2 separate regions of the Homo sapiens genome follow, and region 1 is linked to region 2. A link is a loop called in an ENCODE intact Hi-C map of the cell type or tissue named here. Cell type or tissue: heart right ventricle. All regions are shown on one strand. Each heading gives the region's core, and the rest is flanking DNA. Links, peaks and the distances in the headings are about the cores only.

Region 1 (6,489 bases), core at 1,022-6,021, 1.2 Mb after region 2:
AGAGCCAGAGATGAAGAGTGGAAATAAATTAATAAAATGAGAGAAGGGCTTTGCCTGGGCAGGAACTGAAGCCTGTGATTAACTCAACTCTCCTCACCTGAGATCTGATTAGGAAAATGAGGACATCTTCATTTGCATAGAATTTTCCAGGAAACAAGGCACTTAGTTCCCTACCCTGGACCACAGGGGCTCCAGGGAGGAGGCTGGTAGAAGGCAGTCATGCTCAAGGTCACTCTGCAGGGCTGAGGTGTTTCCGTCTAGAAACCTGATACAGTGGGGTGGACGGGGGACTCCCAAGGAAAAACACGCAAAGAGGGAGGCAGCCACTTGTCAGTACACAGCTCCTGGCTTGGCATGGTGGGGCCACTGTGTACATGTTTCTTGAAGTCATTAATTGGATGGATAAGGCTGGGCGCGGCAGCTCACGCCTGCAATCCCGGCACTTTGGGAAACCGACGTAGGCGGATTGCTTGGGGTCAGGTGTTCGAGACCAGCCTGAGCAACACAGGGAAACCTCATCTCTACACAAAATTTAAAAAGTAGCGGGGCATGGTGACGGGCACCTGTGGTCCCAGCTACTCGGGAGGCTGAGGTAAGAGGATCACTGGAGCCCAGGAGGTCACGGTTGCAGTGAGCTATGATTGCGTTACAGCATTTCACCAGGAGACTGAGCAAGACCTTGTCTCAAAAAATAAAAAGTAAACACATGGATGAATGAATACAATTTAGGATGATTCCATTTTTATTGTCATTATTTATTCGGTTTTTAGAGACACTAAGCGTGTTAAAAATTGTCGTCTTTGGAATACAATGCCGGTTTAAGGGGTCTGTGCTCCTGCCCTCTGTGCCTCCGGTCTTGAGTAGTGATGGTGACACAGCAAGGGTGGGGGCTTGGTGGGGAGAAAACGCCTGAAGCAACTGCTCTGGGAAAGGAGAGATCAGAGCCGGAGTAAAGATCAGGATGCTGGGGACTGGGGCTCCTGGGTCTGAGGGAGGAGGGGCTGGGCCTGGACTCCTGGGTCTCAAGGAGGAGGGGCTGGGGGACTGGGGCTCCTGGGTCTGAGGGAGGAGGGGCTGGGCCTGGATTCCTGGGTCTGAGGGAGGAGGGGCTGGGGGCCTGGACTCCTGGGTCTGAGGGAGGAGGGACTGGGGCCTGGACTCCTGGGTCTGAGGGAGGAGGGGCTGGGGGCCTGGACTCCCGGGTCTGAGGGAGGAGGGGCTGGGGCCTGGACTCCTGGGTCTGAGGGAGGAGGGGCTGGGGGCCTGGACTCCCGGGTCTGAGGGAGGAGGGGCTGGGGGCCTGGACTCCTGGGTCTGAGGGAGGAGGGGCTGGGGCCTGGACTCCTGGGTCCTGAGTAGAGAGAGGAGGGCCTGGGCAGCTGACGAGGTCCATCCCACCGTGAAGACCATCATTTGTCCCGCATCGTTTCCTCAATCCAGCTTCTGTACTTGCACAGGTTGGTGTAGACACCGGGGTAGCCAGGCAGGGCGCAGCGCTCCATTCCCCAAGACACGAGGCCCTGGAGCTGTCCTCTGCACACCAGGGGTCCCCCAGAGTCACCCTGAGGGGGAGGAACAGAAATGGAGACACTGATGGACAGGTAGCCAGAGCCACCATGGCACAGAGAACCCGAGAAGCAGACACAGGGAGACAGGCAGAGACACTGGTGGACAGTTAGGGACACAGTCCTGCCCCAGCTCTGAGGTCTCAGCCCCGGAGGTCGGGGCACTTCCTTCCCTCTCCGCTGGGTCTGGCTCTGTCTCTGTGTGCACCTGCCTGTCCCTTGAATCTCACCAGGCCCCTCTCTGTTCGCTCCAACTGTAGAACATTTGTGTGTCTCTCTTTTTCTATTTCCCCATCTCTGCCTCCCTCAAGGATGCATTAAGATTTCTAGAAGCCTCAGCACAGCCTTTCCCAGACCCATATGAGCAGAGGCCACTCTGCGATCTTTCCCCAACCTGCCTCATCCCATTCCACCAACTACCCTAAGAGGGTTACTCCCACCTGACAGATGAGGAAACTGAGGCATGAATGCTCTGAGTCCATTACCCAGGGGGCACAGGGCTAGGAAGCAGGGTGGCCTGGCTATCGGAATCTCTCTGTGCCTGCGGTTCACTCTCTTCTGAAGACCTCTGCAGACTTCCATGCTCCTGACATCATTTGCTTAAATCCCAGTCCCAAATAATCCCTACCACAGCTCCCATCCTGGGCCTTACCTGACAAGAGTCCTTCCCGCCCTGGGGAACTCCTGCACAGACCATGCCAGGCGTGATGGTTCTAGGATAGGCCTTCTGGCACACCTCATCCGGGGAGATGTTGATGTTCACGCATTGCAGAGAGGCGGGGTACCTGGCTGGGGGACACTGCAGGGTTATAACTGGGTCTACCCTCCCATAAGACCCAAGGGTCCAGGCCCCCAGCCCCTCCTCCTTCCGACCCAGGAGTCCAGCCCCAGCACCTCCTCCCTCAGACCCAGGAGTCCAGGCCCCCAGCCCCTCCTCCCTCAGACCCAGGAGTCCAGACCCCCAGTCCCTCCTCCCTCAGACCCGGGAGTCCAGGTCCCCAGCCCCTCCTCCCTCAGACCCAGAAGTCCAGGCCCAGCCCCTCCTCCTTGAGACCCAGGAGTCCAGGCTCCAGCCCCTCCTCCCTCAGACGTATGAGTCCAGGCCCAGCTCCTCCTCCTTGAGACCCAGGAGTCCAGGCCTCAGCCCCCTCCTCCCTCAGACCCAGGAGTCCAGGCCCAGCCCCTCCTCCCTCAGACCCAGGAGCCCCAGTCCCCCCAGCTCCACCTCCTGGAGACCCAGGAGCCCAGGCCCAGTCCCCTGCTTTCCAAGACGCAGGAGTCCTCACCGATGGGGCTGGATATAGTTCCCCAGCCTGACACTCGGCAGGAGGTCCCGGGGCTGGCACAGGCCTGGGTGACCTCAATGGGCCTGACTGCCCTCCCGATCCGTGCGGGCTGCTGTAGCTGCAGCAGCATGAGGTCGTTGTCGTGGGTCCGGGAGTTGTAGTTGGGGTGCGTCACCTGACGAACCACGCGCAGCACCTGCTGGGTGGCCTCCCACCTCCTCAGGTTGTGCTTGCCCAGGGCAACCTGAAGGATCCTGGCCACGACCCCCAAGAGAAGCGCTGCTCAGGGTCTGAGCCAGAGACTCCTCCCCACCCTCCAGCCCGGTTCCCTGGCCGGGTGACGAGTCTTCCCCGAGGTCTAGCCTGCTTCTCACTAACTGCAGGCCGAGCATTCTTGGCCTCCTGTGCCCTTCCCCATGGCCAGGGCATTCTCTCGGCCCAGCCCCAGCTGCCTCTCCTTCCGCTCTTGGGCTGGGCTCCAGCTCCTGGCTTGGGAAGAAGGTGATGATTGGGAGAGCTTGGCTCCGTGCCAGGGTCTGTGCTGGGCTCGGTGCATTGAGTCCTAAGCGAAACTGCGTTATGAGTCTAGGCTCTAAATCGGAACTGATATTCCGGAGTAGGCACCATTCTGTTTCTAGCCTGGGTTCTGAGTTCTAGACATCTTAAACTTTTGACTCTATGCTAAGATCAGGATTCTAGATCGAACCTGGATTATGACTTGATTTATTTATTTATTTTTTTTTTGTGATGGAGTCTCGCTCTGTCACCTAGGCTGGAGTGCAGTGGCACGATCTCAGCTCACTCTCGACCTCCAACTCCCAGTTCAAGTGATTCTCCCGCCTCAGCCTCCCAAAGTGCTGGGATTACAGGCGTGAGCCACCGCACCCAGCCTCTACAGGTCTGTTTCATATTGGATTATAGGGCTCTTGGTTCTGGACTCTGGCCCTAGCCCTTGACCTCAGGTTGGGCTCTGGGTTCTAGTTGGAGCTCTAGGTTATGGCCCGGATCCAAGATTCTAGAGTCTGGTTTGCATTCTGGCCTTTATATTCTAGACTCTGGCCTGAGCTTTGATCTCTAGGTTCTAGACTGACCTGTTTATGGCATAGATATGGCTTATAGGCATTTTGACCTCTTGGCTGGGGTCTGGGTTGTAAGTTCAGATCTAGAATTTAGGAGGGGTCTAGGTTTTATATGGGGCTTCTGATTAGGATCTGCATTCTGGGATTTATTGATTGATTGATTGATATGGAGTTTCGCTCTTGTTGCCTAGCCTGGAGTGCAATGGTGCGATCTTGACTCACTGCAACCTCCGCCTCCCAGGTTCAAGTGATTCTCCTGCCTCAGCCTCCCGAGTGGCTGGGATTACAGGCATGTGCCACCATGCCTGGCTAATTTTGCATTTTTAGTAGAGACAGGGTTTCTCTATGTTGCTCAGGCTGGTCTCGAACTCCTGACCTCAGGTGATCTGCCTGCCTCAGCATCCCAAAGTGCTAGGATTATAGGCATGAGCCACCGCACCCGCCACATTCTGGGATTCAAACACTGGGTTGAAGTCTGCTCATAGCGGAGCTATAGACTAGACTCTGAACTAAACCTTGGGTGTGAAACAGCCTCCAGGTTTTGCCTCTATTCTTAGAGTTGTATGTTCCAGCTGTGAGCAGCGTTCTAGTTCTGGATTTATGGCTAGACTGCAGGTCCTGAACTGGGCTCTGAGTTCTACGTAGTGTCCTGAGTTTCTGAATGTAGACGGGGTCCTGAATTCAGCCACCAATCTGGAATGGGCTAAGCTTGGTCTCGATGTAATGTGTGGCCTCTGGAAGAATCACTGGATCAGATGTTCGGTTCTCAGCAGGTCCATGGGTTCCAAGCTGCCCATCTGCTTTCAGAACCTATGCTGAGTTCGAGATTTATGGAGGAGCCCACATCCCGAGCTGTGTTTTTGTTCCAGGCTCTTCTCTAGACCTCAAACCAGGAGCCAGCCACTACATTGGGTTCTATACAGAGATCCAGGTTCTCAGCTCAGCTCTAGGGCTTTAGACTCTGGAATTCACTAGGTACAGGGACAGGGGAGGGGGTCACTTACGGGCGGCCGCAGTGAGCAGCAGTGATGACCCACTGGCCTGAAAGCAGGGCGCCTCCGCAGAGGAAGCGGCGCCTGGGACCCGCCAGCAGGGCCGCCTGCCACGGCTGGGAGCTCCGGGTGCACGTATGGCCACCAATTATCTTGTTCTCATCCTCTTGGCTCTGTGTCATGGCTAGGAGTGGACAGGATTGGGTGGGGAAAGTAGATGAGCAAACACTCTCCACTCCACAAGTTTGTAGGATTCCAAAACTGACAAATCCCCTTCCTTTTGGTCTAACCCCTAAACTGCCCGCCTCTATCTGTCCCACCCAGGGTGAGACATGCCCAATATTGACCCCGTTATTGCCCCAGCACGGAGAGCTTTCTGACTCACCTCCCAAGTCACCTCCGTAGCATCTCTTATTTTGTGCCGTGGCCACCTTATCCAGGGCCTTGCTACATCTACGACCCTTAGCTCTATGCTCCCATAATTTCTGTGATCACTTCTCGAAATATGCCACATTTCCCCCCAATGAGTCCTTCCCCAACACATTCAAGGACCTCCCTGTCTCCTCCCCAACGTTCCCACTCAGTGGGACCCCAAGGATCCGCCATCTCTTGCCCCACACTTGCCCCCATCCACCTCACACACCCATGCCACGATCCCGCCACCCCATGCCACGATCCCGCCATCCCATCATCCTTCTCCACCTTCCCTCTGACAACAAAACATCTTTCTGACATTGTTTCTTTCCTAACACAGTCAGGTAGAGCCCCGTGATCTTTCTGCTATGACCCACTCAGGACCTAATAGTTCCCTAAGATTCCTTATGTATTTTGCACCAGACCTTATAAACACCTCTCTCCCCGGCCCCACAATTCCCTAGCACCTCCACAACTAGGAATTTAGGCCTCCAGCACGTTCCCCCACCATGACCCCCAAACCACTCCCTGCTCTTTCTTATGAGGTCACCATGAGCATCCAGGGGCCCCAAGGACCCATCCCCATCTCTTCTCAGAGTCTCCAGGGGACCCCCTTGTGTCATACCCAACCGTTCTCTTACCTATAGCCAGGACTTGAAGTGCTGTCAGCAGGAGGAACATTTTAGGGGCTGAGGGCCAGGTCCTGTCAAATGCAGAGAAAAAGTGAGAGAGAAGGAACCTTCAACAGAACCGGGGGCTGAGAGGCAGAGACAGCAAGGGGCACTTACCCAGAGCCCAAGACCCTCAGGGACATGAAGACACAGCAGAGAGGTAGGGACCAGAGACGAGGGGGGCGGGGCCTGCAGGCTCTGCGGGCGGCAGGTGGGAGGATGTGGAGCAGGGCACAGGTCCCTCCTTGATGTCTTGATGAAGGAAGGAGGGGAGGTGTCTCTCTTCCTAGTCACACTGGCAAAGCCTTTTATCCCTGGTAAGGACAGCTGGCCCTGCCCCCACCTCCCGCCGCCCTGCTTCTGACATTTTTTTTTTTTTATTGCCTAGTTCCCATTCCAGGACTCCCTGATCCCATCCCCTCCCTCCCCTGTCTGGCCAAAAAAGCAGCCACAATTGTTCATGAGAACCCGCCCAGGGAAGA
Region 2 (6,489 bases), core at 906-5,905:
GGAGTGGTGGGACTTGCGGTACAGAGGAGAGTCCCCATGCAAAGAACCCAGAAAAGCCCAGGATTTGGGGCCCAGAGAAGAGCCCAGGCGATGTATCATCTGGGGCACAGTGGATGGTGGGATTTAGGGGCCGGGCACGTAGCTGTAACATTTGAGGAACTGAAGGCTTGCTGGTCTGGAGGAGGGGCCTGGGGCTCATGGGACTTAAACTGGGGAACATCCTGAGCTTTGGGGCTACCAGGGTAGGACATGAGGGCTCAAGGGGACTGAGGCTTATGGCCCTTTTTACTGACATGCTCTTTTTTCCCCCTCAGAAACCCAAACCTGCCTCAGTGGATGCCAACACCAAGCTGACGCGGTCACTGCCCTGCCAGGTCTACGTGAATCATGGCGAGAACCTGTAGGTGACAGTCAGGGGCGGGGTGTGGTGGGGCTGGGGCTGGCCCCCTCCTCACACCTCTCCTGGCATCGCCCCCAGGAAGACGGAGCAGTGGCCCCAGAAGCTGATCATGCAGCTCATCCCCCAGCAGCTGCTGGTGAGTGGCGGTGGAGGGCCAGCCCTGCTGCCGGGCAGTCCTCACCCTGCTGTCTCTTTCCTGTTCCCTGCCCCACCCCCACTCCCTGCCTCATGTCCCCGCCTCACTTGCCCACACCAGCATGCCAGCCGACTTCTGTGTCTCCCGCAGACCACCCTGGGCCCTTTGTTCCGGAACTCAAGGATGGTCCAGTTCCATTTCACCAACAAGGACCTGGAGTCTCTCAAAGGCCTCTACCGCATCATGGGCAACGGCTTCGTGAGTCCAGGGCATGGGGGGCCGAGGGGTGTTGACTCTTGTCCTGCTTTCTGCTGACCTTTGACGGGAATCCCAGAGTGCCTGGGCCCACGGAAGCCGTTTTTGATGGTTGGGTGCACTTCATGCCCTTAGGTTCCTCGCCTTTCTTCTAGAGCCGTGACTTTTATTATAATCATCGTATGCACCAGATTTGAGGGATATTCCACATTAAAAATGTGAGCTGGATGTGACAGGATCAGTTAGGAGGAAGCTGTTGATTCTGGCATGGCTTTATGGGATGTGTTCATTTCCTGTGGCTGTGGTAACACATTACCACAAGCAGAGGGGCTTAAAACAACAGAAACGTGTTCTATCCCAGTTCTGGAGGCCAGAAGCCCAAGGTCAGGGTGTCAGCAGGGCCACGCTCTCTCTAGAGGCTGGAGGGAAGGCCTCTTCGTTGCCTCTTCCGGCCGGTAACCCCAGGCTTCAGGTGGCATCGCTCCAGGGTCTTCCTCCATCCCGCAGCTGTCTTCCCTCTGTGTGTGTCTCCACATGGCATTCTCTCTGTATCTTTGTGTCTGTGCTTATAAGGACATCAGTAATTTTGGATTAGGCCCCATTTTCCTGACCTCATCTTACTACAATTGCAAAGACCCTCTTTCCAGATAGAGTCACCTTCACAGGTGCTGGGGACTGGAACCTCAGCTTAGCTTTCTGGTTTTGTTTTTTGAGACAGAGTTTCACTGTTGTCAGCCAGGCTGGAGTGCAGTGGTGCAATCTTGGCTCACAGCAACTTCCGTCTCCTGGGTTCAAGCGATTCTCCTGCCTCAGCCTCCCAAGTAGCTGGGATTACAGGCATGTGCCACTATGCCCAGCTAATTTCTGTATTTTTTAGTAGAGACAGGGTTTCACCATGTTGGCCAGGTTGGTCTCGAACTTCTGACCTCAAGTGATCTGCCTGCCTCGGCCTCCCAAAGTGCTAGGATTACCGGTGTGAGCCACCGCGCCCAGCCTCAGCATAGCTTTCTGGGAGTCACAGTTCACACTTTGTAACTCGGGGAAGGAGCAGATCAGTTACTTCCGTGCACCAGGCACTCCTGCAGGAAAGAGAACCTTAGGGGGATCACCTCACGAGACCCTCACAGAACCTTGTGAAGAAGGCATTCCTGAGAGTTAGTACTTCCGGCTGCAAATCACGTAGTTTCCCAAACACATAGATAATTGGGGGCACTCGGAAAAAATGTTCTCTTATGATTCTGTGGGTCACCTGGGCTCAGTGGGCCATCTCGCTTGGCGACTCTCACGGGGTTGCCATCAGATGGCAGCTGAGACTCTGGTCATCTGAAACCTTTACTGGGCTGGATGTTCAAAACAGCTCCTCACACAGCCCTGGCTGTTGGCTGGGGCTTGGCTAGGACCGGCCATCCCAGTGTCTGCACATGGCCTGTCCACGTGGCCACACTGTGGCAGCTGGGTTCTGAGAGGGCAGGCGTTGTAGGAGCAGGCATTTATATTTTGCACAGGACAGGACATCTAGAGGGGGCCAGCTATTGGGATTGGTTTCATAGGTCTGTGACATCAGGGACAGGGCCCTGTGGTTCTCTTGGCCTCTCCTTTATAGTCACAAGGTAGCTCTCATGGCTCCACGCATCCTGTGTGCTTTCATGAAGGAGGGGAAGGGGGCTGTGTGTTTCCCTTTCTTCAAGACAGCAGAAACTTTCTCAGATTCCAGAGCAGGCATTCCTTTCACCTCCTATCCCGGACCTAGGCCACTGGGCAGCCCCTAGTTGATGGGAGGCTGCTGGGAGCAGGTATCCGTGACTGTCTGGGGCTGGGACATGTTACAGCCCCAGACAGCATTGGGAATGCAGGGGAGGAGGACACTTGGATATGGAATAGGCAGCTAGCAGGGTCTGTCTCAGGCAGGAAACCGAGGCTCAGAGAAGTCAATTCACTTGGCCAAGGTCAGCCTCGCCTCCCTCAGGAGCCCCTGCCCTGAATGCTCCATGTGTTACCCCCCTGATGACCAGTGATGTTTCCTGGGTGCTTCCTGTGGGCTGAGCCTCAGGCAGGGCTCTTGCTGTGGATCAGACATCGCATAGTCACAGCGACCCTGTGATGTGGGAGCACTCCCCGTGGTGTACACTGGCCGGTGCTGAGGGCTGGAGGATCTCTTGGATACCCGGGGTCCGACCCACCGTTGATCACAGGCCTGTGGGTACCACGCTGTGCATCTAGGCCGCTCTCCCGGCCGTGACCCTCAGCCGCCCTCTGAGGAGGCCGCCGTGGCATTTTATGCCCAAGAAACTGGGTCCATGAGGAGCAGGTGGTGGCTGAAGGTTGAAGAGCTGGGCTCCAGCACTTTCTCTCCGCTTTCCCTCTCAGTGGGCAGCTGGAACCCTAGCTTGCCCTGAGCGCCTCAGTTTCTGTCTCCAGAGCAACCCATAGCACACCTGTTCTCCTTAACCTTCTATAGCAGAAACCTCACCTCACCTTGCCTGTGGGGCCTCTAGAGCCTTCTGGAATGGGGAGGGGGTCAGGGCTGCCTCTTTCAGGGCCTGAATGGTTCTGAAGAGCTGTTGTCCACCCAGGCGGGCTGCGTGCACTTCCCCCACACGGCGCCCTGTGAGGTGCGCGTGCTCATGCTCCTGTACTCGTCCAAGAAGAAGATCTTCATGGGCCTCATCCCCTACGACCAGAGCGGCTTCGTCAACGGCATCCGGCAGGTCATCACCAACCACAAGCAGGTCCAGCAGCAGAAGCTGGAGCAGCAGCAGCGAGGAGTGAGTGTTGACAGTCCCCAAACCAGCACTCCGACCCCCTCCTGCCCGGGCCCCACATGGCCCCCTGGGGTCTCCAGGACCAAGATGCCCACCCTTCTCCCAATATGTGGTGCCTCCAAGCTAAGTCCCACTCAGATTTTCTTGCAGTCTCTCTCCTTTTTCAGCATCCACATCAAAGCCCTGACACAGCTTCCTCCTGGAGACCTTGGAGTGTACGGCATCCCTCCCAGACCACTCACCCCCAAAGAGAATGTCCCCATCTCCTTACTAGTTCCCCTCAGGGCACAGGCCCTCCCGCCTCAGATTCAGGATGCCACCACCCTCAGTTACTGACCTGCCCCTCTCTCCCCGTGCAGATGGGGGGACAGCAGGCACCCCCAGGGCTGGGGCCCATTCTGGAGGACCAAGCCAGGCCCTCACAGAATCTGGTGAGGACAGGGCTGGCGGGGTCGGGGCTGGGTTGGGGAGGCCCCAAGGCTGCGCTCTGTGCCTGCAGAAGGGGCGTGAGGCCCTGCCCATCTCCCTCACCCCTGTGTCTCTTCCCACCAGCTCCAGCTCCGCCCACCGCAGCCCCAGCCTCAGGGTACCGTAGGGGCCTCTGGGGCCACGGGGCAGCCCCAGCCCCAAGGTACTGCCCAGCCCCCGCCAGGTGCCCCTCAAGGCCCTCCTGGAGCAGCTTCTGGCCCACCCCCTCCTGGACCCATCCTTCGGCCCCAGAACCCTGGGGCCAACCCTCAGCTGCGAAGCCTCCTCCTCAACCCACCACCGGTGAGATGTTGGGGTGGGGTAGCGAGAGTTCCAGATCCTGGCCCTGGTGGTTCTGGTCCTGTTGTCTGGGAGGAGGGAGGTTGACTGTGGTCAGTGGGTGTGAATGGGGACCCGCCCAGGGCTTTAGGCAGAAGGCAGACCGCCTCCTCTCCGTCCATCCCCCACCTTTGAAGAAAAACTTCCCCTCACCACTAGCTGATTCCATCTCTGAGCAGTGTCTGTGTTGAGAGGTGGGGAGTCTCTACCAGGAGCCTCTGAGCCACTCTCTGTGTTCTCCCAGCCGCAGACTGGGGTGCCCCCACCCCAGGCCTCCCTCCACCACCTCCAGCCACCAGGGGCTCCTGCGCTGCTGCCTCCGCCGCACCAGGGCCTGGGGCAGCCCCAGTTGGGGCCCCCACTCCTGCATCCACCACCTGCCCAGTCCTGGCCCGCACAACTTCCCCCTCGGGCTCCACTGCCAGGTAAGGGGACCCGGGGGAGGGCAGAGGTCTGGACTGAGTGTCCCAGCAGCTCCTGGGCTAGAGCACCAAGACCGAGTGCTCCTGGGAAGTAAAGACATAGGATCCAAGAATGAGGGTTCCCCCATGGCCTTTGCGGAGCTCTGAGGGCTCCGGGAAAGTACAGCCCATGGGTCCAAGGACCTAGTGGGTTAAGAGCGTTTCCCATGATCCTCCTGTGTGTGCTCCTGGGATTGCTGGGAAATGTGGTCTTAGGGCCAGAGAAGTAGTTTTGGAGAAGGGCCCCCAAAGGCTCATGGGAAACAGCATATTTGTAACTAGATGGGGCCAGAAGGTGCTTCTGTTGGGTCCCCCAAGGGCTGCCTAGAAAACTTAGTGCCTCTGGGCCCTCCTGGGCCCAAGGGCCTACTGGGAGATGCAGTCCCTTCCCCACTGCCCCTCAGGTCAGATGCTGCTGAGCGGGGGTCCCCGGGGCCCGGTCCCCCAGCCGGGCCTGCAGCCCAGCGTCATGGAGGACGACATCCTCATGGATCTCATCTGAATCCCCAACACCCAATAAAGTTCCTTTTTAACACACGCCCCGGCTCCCGTCACTGACATCCCTCAGGACTGGGCAGGAGGAAACCCCAGGGGGCATCTCTGTCCTTGTTCTCACTTCAGCAGACATCCCTGGGGCCCTGGGTGAATGACGCTGGGGCCTCCGTGGTGAGTCACAGGCAGTCTGGTGCAACCTGATTCGTGGGAGATGCAGGGACAGGCAGGCAGCGCTCAGGACTCAAGCTCTCATGGAGGTGGCAGGGGCACCATGGGAGCCTGGAAGAGGCATCTGACCCAGCCCCAGCTCCTCAGAGTCTTGAAAGAGAATCAGCCGTCAGGCTGGGAGGGAAGGAGGTGAGGGGTGATCTGGGTGCAGAGGACAACAGAAACTTTGAATACTCAAAGGCAGGAGGAAGCCTGAGACATTGAGAGGAGCAAGTTGATGGATGCTTTTGGAGCATGAGCATGTAGGGAGCTAGAGAGATGGGCAGGTGCAGAGTTTGAGGAGCTCGGATTCCAAACTGAGCAGCCCATGGTTTGTCCTGGGGACACAGGAGAACCAGGAGGCTTTGAGCAGTGGGGCGGGCCTAGGCCAGCTCTGGATGTCAGAAAGACCCCTCTCAGCTGTAGAGCGTGATGAGGCCAGACAGGAGGCCAGGAAAGGTGAGGCTGGGTGGTGGCGGTGTCGGGGGCTGGGGTAGAGGTTCGCTCCCGGGGGCCAGGCCTACGTGATGGTAGGTGGTGGGGCTCCTGGGAGAAGGAGCTGGTAGTAAGTGCAGGTGGTCCAAGGGACATCCAGGTGACAGGTGCCATGTTGGGAGCTCAGGACGTGTCCTTAGGGGACAGTGTATGTTTGGCAGTTCAAGCCACAGAAGCAGACAAGATCGCACATGGAGAGAGGGCAGTCCCTGGGTCCATGTCAGAGACTGACCTTCCAGGGCTGTGGATGGGGAAGACGGTGGGTCTGTCCCCAGGATAGAATACCCAGCAGGGAACAGGTTTGGGACGTGGCAAGGTGAGGGACCTGAAGGATGTCCTCAGAGACGTCCCGAGGGCAGGGGGATCCAGACAGGCTTGGAGCGCAGGGTGGTCTCTCCTGGAGGTGGTGAGTGAGTTGTCTGTTGTTGGACTCTGGACCAGTGTTGCTGAGAGCGCGGTCCATGCCTGGAC

Evidence for each region. Peaks named below come from ENCODE experiments on the same cell type or tissue, not always from the same donor. Only the 100,000 strongest peaks of a DNase experiment are listed, where the experiment ranks them.
Region 1: a loop joins it to region 2, with 10 times the contacts of the local background. A loop is called at or near these places in 1 of 110 quality-filtered maps.

The regions. Positions count from the first base shown.
Region 1 is chr19:51,076,598-51,083,086 of GRCh38, forward strand. KLK14 (kallikrein related peptidase 14) reads right to left here and starts at 6,290. Exons shown (of 6, transcript NM_001369775.2): 1 at 6,125-6,290; 2 at 5,978-6,039; 3 at 4,935-5,106; 4 at 2,852-3,105; 5 at 2,218-2,354; 6 at 1,300-1,562. The coding sequence starts at 6,017. The coding sequence ends at 1,410. In heart right ventricle, for the core only: no CTCF peak of the experiment used is centred there; a DNase peak (open chromatin) is centred at 3,354; H3K27me3 peaks cover 167 bases.
Region 2 is chr19:49,831,622-49,838,110 of GRCh38, forward strand. MED25 (mediator complex subunit 25) reads left to right here. Exons shown (of 18, transcript NM_030973.4): 11 at 315-400; 12 at 479-536; 13 at 687-794; 14 at 3,365-3,556; 15 at 3,913-3,984; 16 at 4,106-4,324; 17 at 4,605-4,785; 18 at 5,226-5,358. The coding sequence ends at 5,323. It overlaps MIR6800 (microRNA 6800), which reads left to right and starts at 397; the gene lies at 397-478. RefSeq lists enhancers at 2,938-3,438, 3,439-3,939. In heart right ventricle, for the core only: no CTCF peak of the experiment used is centred there; no DNase peak of the experiment used is centred there.